Linked DNA regions of Homo sapiens: region 1 is linked to region 2. A link is a contact called in ENCODE Hi-C or POLR2A ChIA-PET data. All regions are on one chromosome and are shown on one strand. Each heading gives the region's core, a stretch centred on a gene start or an enhancer-like site at or near the end of the contact. The rest is flanking DNA. Distances are from core to core; before and after follow the strand shown. Region 1 holds the start of IL11RA (interleukin 11 receptor subunit alpha). Region 2 holds the start of CNTFR (ciliary neurotrophic factor receptor).

Region 1 (2,854 bases), core at 50-2,549, 62 kb before region 2:
GGAGGCCCCAGGTTGGGGGATATAAGGAGAGGCCAAAGAGTCCAGTTCCCCCTCCCCTGGAAGTTCCAGCCATTTCTCACCTCCCCCTCCATTCTTTGGGCCCCAGCACCAGGAAATGCCTTTGGTCCCTTGGTGCCAGATACACAAGACCCACAGTTACCCTCAGACTCATACACTCTCACATGCGGTCACTCACAGTCACACGGGCACAGCCACACCGCCTCAGACTCAGACACACTTACACATATTCATACACTCACGCAGTCACACACGCACACAGCCCCTACCAGGGCTCACAGCACCGCCTAAAAGCAACTCTTCATCATGGTCTAAGCCCCCTCTCTCAGGGAGCTCTTAGCCGGGGCAGACCCGCATCTCATCACTGTTACAGGCCCCCAACTAGCCAGAGATCAAGATCAGCAGGGAAGGCAGGCATAGGGGCACAGAGAGAGACAGAGAGAAAGGAAAGGCAAAACTGGAAATGCACCCACACAGAGAGACCAGGGGAACAAAGCTGTGAAGAAACACACAGAGGTATCTCTAGTAAGACAGCAATAGGGACAGAAAACGGCACGTAAGGGAAACTGAGCCAAGCAGGGAAACAGAAAATAAGGAGCAGTAGACCTGATGCTGGGGATTCTTGAGCAGAGGAAGGAGGGGAAGCCACGTGTGTTGTGGGTGTGTCTGTCAATGCTGGACACTTAAGAGAAAGGTCAGTCCCATGGGCTCTTGAGGTAGGTCCCCCAATACATGAATACAGCTGTACTCCCACACGGTTTAAGTTAGGACCCAGGACACACACATAGTCACAAACCTCACTTTTGCTCTGCTACTGCTGAAGTCACACATTGGCACACACAAAGCCAGCCACCCACTCTCACGCTGGCAGACATGGTCTCAAACCCCACAGAGACCTTCCCAAAACACATTCCCTCATGTGGTCACAGTCCCTCTCACACAAACACACAACCCAGTCCCACCAAAAATGTGCATTGACAGATACACACATAATCCCACACTTGCACAGCCACATGCACCTCCAGCTCCATGCACACTGACACACGCAGTCACATTAGCTGACAGCTGCACCAAGTGACACTCAGAATCGCACACAATGATACTGTCACACAGACACAGCCTCACAGGCACATACACACTGACAGTCGTTAGTCACTCCCGGCCTTTCAGATCATACATCACCCTGCCCCGCCCACTCCTGACAAGACTTTGGCGTCTACACCAGGCCTCACCTTCCGCGGCCGCTGCCGCCAGCGCCCTCTGCCCTCGCCCTCGCCCTCTGCCCCGGCCTCTACTCCCTCCCGCCCTGGGCCCCCGCAGCGGGGGTGGCTCCGCCCAGGCGCCAATGGAAGGAGAGGAGTGAAATAGGGGGGCTCCTGGCCCATTGGAGACTCCAACTGCCAATCACCTCCACCCCCACCTCCGCCGGACACTTCCTGTCCCGTCCCGGACTGAAGAGGCTGCTTGGGACAGAGTCTGGAGCTGGATTCCTGGGTCTCCGCCTGAAGGCCTATCCACCCTGGAACAGCAGGACTGGAAACAAGAGCCACTGGCCAGGTGATTGGAGAAGCTGAAGGTGCCCCTGACTCCAGATAAGATAAAGAAGAAGGAGGGCTGTGTAGGGCAGTGGTTCTCAAACTTTGCTGGATATTGTGGTTTGAAAACTGCAAAACCCCACCCCATACCAATTAAATCAGAGTCTCTGGAGGTTGGACCTAGGCACCAGTATTGTTTAAAACTTCCCAGATGATTCCAAAATGCAGCCAAATCAGAGGTGTAAGGTGTGTCGGGTATATGTATGCCTCAAGAAACCAGCCACCCACTCAGGGTTCTCATCTACTCCCCAGTCATGGGAAGCTCGAGGGAAATGTGTGCATACTATGTCTATCAGATCTTCCAGACCAGGGCAACACTCCCAAGTTCCAGGTACTTCCCCTCCAGGATCTCAGGGAAGAAAAACCCTGGTCTGGAAGGCAGGCAGCCAAGTTTCTCCTGGGCCAGATTCAGTCACTGTCCAGCCTTAGTGTGATTTCCCCACCCACAGGCTTGGTTCCCCTGGGGAAAGAACGAAGGCAAAAACCATTCTGGCCATCCCTGCATCATTCACAATGCCTGCCTTCGCCTTAAAATTTGGAGGACACCAGTGGCATCAGGTCTCCTGTGTTGCATAGACTGTTGTTCCCACAGCGTTGCCAGGGAAACAGGTCCAGAGGGGACTGAATAGACCCCAGGTCACTCTGAGAGCCATACCTTCCTTCCAGGCCCTAGGGTTCCTAACTCTAGCAGTCCCTTCTCTGTCAGAGCTGTTTCTGTTTGTGCAATGATTGGGGCACAAGGGCAGCAGAAGTATATGGTGCCCGCACATGTGAGAGTCTGGAGGAGCCAAGGACACAAAGCCACGTACACGCTCCCTACACACTCCCTACCCGCCCCTTTAGCCCCTGTGGGCTGGAGCAGAGCCAAGCTGCAGCCACTCACAAAGCCAGGGTTCTGGCCAGCAGCCCAGGATCTGGCCACTGACCACTGGGATCAGGATCCAGCTCACCCGCTCCCCATCAAACCCTCAGGCCCAGGCTTGGAGCTGACACCCTAGGGGTGGTGGCAAAGGGGGCTCTGGCCTTCCCAAAGCCTCAGCCACAACCAAGACACAAGATTTTAAAACAGTTTCCTAAACTGGGAATGCTGTCATTACACCAAGAGTAAGAGAATCTATAGGCTAGATATAATACTGAATATTAATTTTGTTCAGAAATTTGGGGTAGATTTTTGCATCAAGATTTTACACATCTGTAGACAAAGAAAAGTTGTAGCTGGAGCTATGCCTTTAGCTTTTAAC
Region 2 (3,122 bases), core at 413-2,912:
TCCCCTCAAGATCCCGTCGCAACGCCCCCTTCCTTCCCCGCGTCCACAGTCTAATCCCGGTCTGCGGCACGGGAAGCAGGAGGCCGGCGGCCCAGAGAGCCCGGGGAGAGGACACCTTGTGTGGGCGGCTGTGCGCTGACCCTCAGCGGGGCGCAGCTAGTTTGCTGTGTGTCCTGAAGTCCTAGCTGGCCGTCTCTGAGCTCCAGCCCATGCCGACCCCTGCCAGTTGTAGGAAGGGGATTCTGTGGCCACGGAAGTGAAAGTGAAAAGCCCAGGCCGTGGCGGGAAGAAGGATTTTCCTCTGCAGTGGGAGTCCCTGAGGCATTTGTTGGGAAAGGGCCCGGGCGCTCTAGGCAGCCTACTGGGGAAGGATGTGAGGAAACATGGAGACATTTCCCTCCCTTCTCCTCGCCCTCAGCCCTAGAGCAGCTCCCCGGAGGGGCAGGGCCCAGGATTATGGGTCAAGGGTCAGGTGACAAATCCAAGGGGTGGAGACGGGGGTGGCTTTCTCGGTCTCTGCCTCTGCCATTGCCACTCCATTGCGCTTTCACGTGGCCTCAGAAGTTGGTCAGGTTGTCCAACCTTACTCTCCTATGTTGCAGCCAGACCGGAGGCCCAGGGACGAGTGCAGTGAACACCCCGGCCCCTCAGAGGCCCAGGCTGCGAAGGGAGTGAGCCTCCTATCGAGGGGTGCGCCTGTGCCCGGCATTGAGAGTGCACCCTCCCTACCCCTTCATTCCAGTGGAGGCTTCTCCCCCGGCTGTGTGTCCTCGGGGCGCGAGGAACATGCGAGTAGTGGTGTTGGTGTCATCGGAGACACTGGAGGCATGGGCCTGGGCTCCCGGCAGGGTCCATCCCCGGTCAAGGAAGCCCCTTTCCCCCGCGCGAGGGGGTGACCGGGAGGGGAGTCGTTGCGGGGGGCAGTAGCAATAGGGGAGAGGCGGAGCCGGCTGGCTTCTTCTGCCCAAAGTGGGGGTTGGGGGTTCTGGCTCGCGTTCCTCTCACGGCGACGCCGGAGGGAGGACCCCGAGAGTTGGCCCGGGGTGTGCCAGGGAGTCGGTGCGAGGCCGTCAGGGCCTGAACGTGCGGGAGTGTGCGCAGGAGAGACCTGGCTAAGGCCGAGAGGGAGAGTGAGTGTGAAGGAGCGATCCCGGGGGTGAGTGCGCGCCCAGCCGCCCTAGGGGAGCGGGCCGAGTGGGTGTGTGTGTGTGTGTGTGTGCGCGCGCGCGTTTGCGAGACCCGCGGCCGGGGCTGCGCGTGAAGCACGGGGACCACAGCCGTCTTGAGGGCGCGCCCGAGAAAGGGTGAACGCGAGGGGGCCACGCGTGCCAGTGCGGACGAGTGTGCCAGCGGGGGGGCAGAGCGCGTGCCAGTGCTGGGCGAGTGGGAGTGGGGGCTCACAGGCCCGCGCAGGGCGAGCGGACCGCGTGTGCCAGGAGCGAGAGCGTGCCAAGGCGGGGGCGCGCGGGGCCCGTGGCGGGGAGGGGTCGTGGCGCGCGGCCGCGGAGGCGCGGGGAGACAAGGCAAGAGGGGGAGGGGAGCGAGGGCGCGCGCGGCCGAGCGGGCGCCCGCGGTCACATGGGCGAGAGAAGGAGGGAGGGAGCGCGCGAGGGAGGGAGGAGGATGGGGGGGTTAAAGCCGCCGAGCGCTGAAGAGCCGGTGCAGAGCGGGCGGCGGCGGCGGCGGCAGCGGAGGCGGCGGCTCCAGCCGGCGCGGCGCGAGGCTCGGCGGTGGGATCCGGCGGGCGGTGCTAGCTCCGCGCTCCCTGCCTCGCTCGCTGCCGGGGGCGGTCGGAAGGCGCGGCGCGAAGCCCGGGTGGCCCGAGGGCGCGGTGAGTACCCTGCGGCGGAGTGCGCGCGGCCGGACCCTCAGAGCCCGGGCTGACCAGCAGACCGGCGGCCCTCATGCGTGCGGGAAGAGTGAGGGGACACCCGTGGGCCCACGGACGGGGGCGACAGGAAAGTTCACGAGAAACTTTGCCTGCAAACTCGGGGGCGGGGGCGCTGGAGGAGCGGCCCCCCACGTCCGGGCGCTCCGGGGGTTGGGCGTGGTGGTGGTGGTGGGGCCGACTGTGGACTAGAGGGAGGTGGCTCCGGCGGTTTGTCCTAGTGTCCCTGTTCTCCCCACCCCTCAGCTGCACGCGCGGGGTCTGGAAAAATTCCTGGGTTTGGGGAGGTTCGTAGTGGCCTTTGCGCGCCCAAAGGTGGCTTCTTTCTCGGGCAGAAATCTGGACTTCAAAGCGCCCGGGGATGCGAACCGACGGTTGCGCGTCTGCCAGTGCATGTGTGTCCGTGTGAATCCGCGCGCCCGCGCGCGCGTGTGTGTGTGCATGTGTGTGTCGGTCGGCGTCCCCATGGTTTTCTCTTCAGTCCGCCTGGATGTATCTCCATGTAGTGGGTCTCCTCCAGTGTGTCTCTTTGTAAGTCTTCCTGGCTTGTGCGAGTCTGCCTATGGTGTATCCCCAAGTGTCTCTTTGTGAGTCTGCTCGTGTGTGTCTCCTCCAGTGCGGCTCAGTGTGAGCCAGTCTGGGTGTCCCTGTGTTGCTCCGAGTAGTGTATCTCCGCGTGCGTGGGGGCTGGGCCGTGGGGAGGTCACCAGACGGACAGCTCTCCCTCTCGGCTCCTCTCCTCTCCCGAGCCTCTCCTCCAGCGTTAGCTCGCTCGCTTGCTCGCTCCCTTGTCCCCCTCCCCCCTCCAGTAGCTTCAGGCGGGCAGGACTATTTCACGCCTTGTTGAAAATTCAGGATTTTCTTTCTTTCCGTCTAGTCTCTCTTTTTGAGAAGCGTCTGTGTGTGTCTGTGTGCCTGGCAGCTTGTCTGCAACATTGGGTGTGTGTCTGCATGCCGCTGTAGGAGTGTGTCTCTAACACTAGTTGTTCTGCCTGTAATACTTGGTGAATTTGTGTCTGTGTCACTGGGAGTGTTTGTGTGGCTGTGGTCACTGAGGTGGTGCGAGTGTGAAATGCTGGGTGTGTCTGTGCATCTGTAATTGCTGTGTGTCCGAGGGGCCTGAAACACCAGGTGTATTTTTGTGTATCTAACTCTGGGTGTGATGGTGTGTCATTACACGTGTGGGAATGGGGCTTGAACCATTGCAGATTCCCAGGGATGTAGGGCTAGCAAT

Evidence for each region. Hi-C counts contacts between places; a loop is a spot of excess contacts on that map. ChIA-PET counts read pairs that join two places held with the same protein, here RNA polymerase II (POLR2A). Pooled maps may share reads with other maps.
Region 1: a loop to region 2 is called in a map of esophagus muscularis mucosa, with 2.7 times the contacts of the local background. The contact joins the promoter of IL11RA here to the promoter of CNTFR in region 2. A Hi-C loop is called at or near these places in 2 of 168 maps with a recorded cell type or tissue (GM12878 and esophagus muscularis mucosa) and 1 of 50 pooled maps. POLR2A ChIA-PET finds 5 or more read pairs at or near these places in 4 of 52 experiments (A549, HepG2, OCI-LY7 and 1 more).

What each region holds. Positions count from the first base shown.
Region 1 is chr9:34,650,630-34,653,483 of GRCh38, reverse strand. It overlaps IL11RA (interleukin 11 receptor subunit alpha), which reads right to left and starts at 1,299. Exons shown (of 13, transcript NM_001142784.3): 1 at 1,251-1,299. GALT (galactose-1-phosphate uridylyltransferase) reads right to left here. Exons shown (of 11, transcript NM_000155.4): 11 at 2,449-2,854. RefSeq lists a silencer at 1,244-1,343.
Region 2 is chr9:34,588,264-34,591,385 of GRCh38, reverse strand. It overlaps CNTFR (ciliary neurotrophic factor receptor), which reads left to right and starts at 1,662. Exons shown (of 10, transcript NM_147164.3): 1 at 1,662-1,831.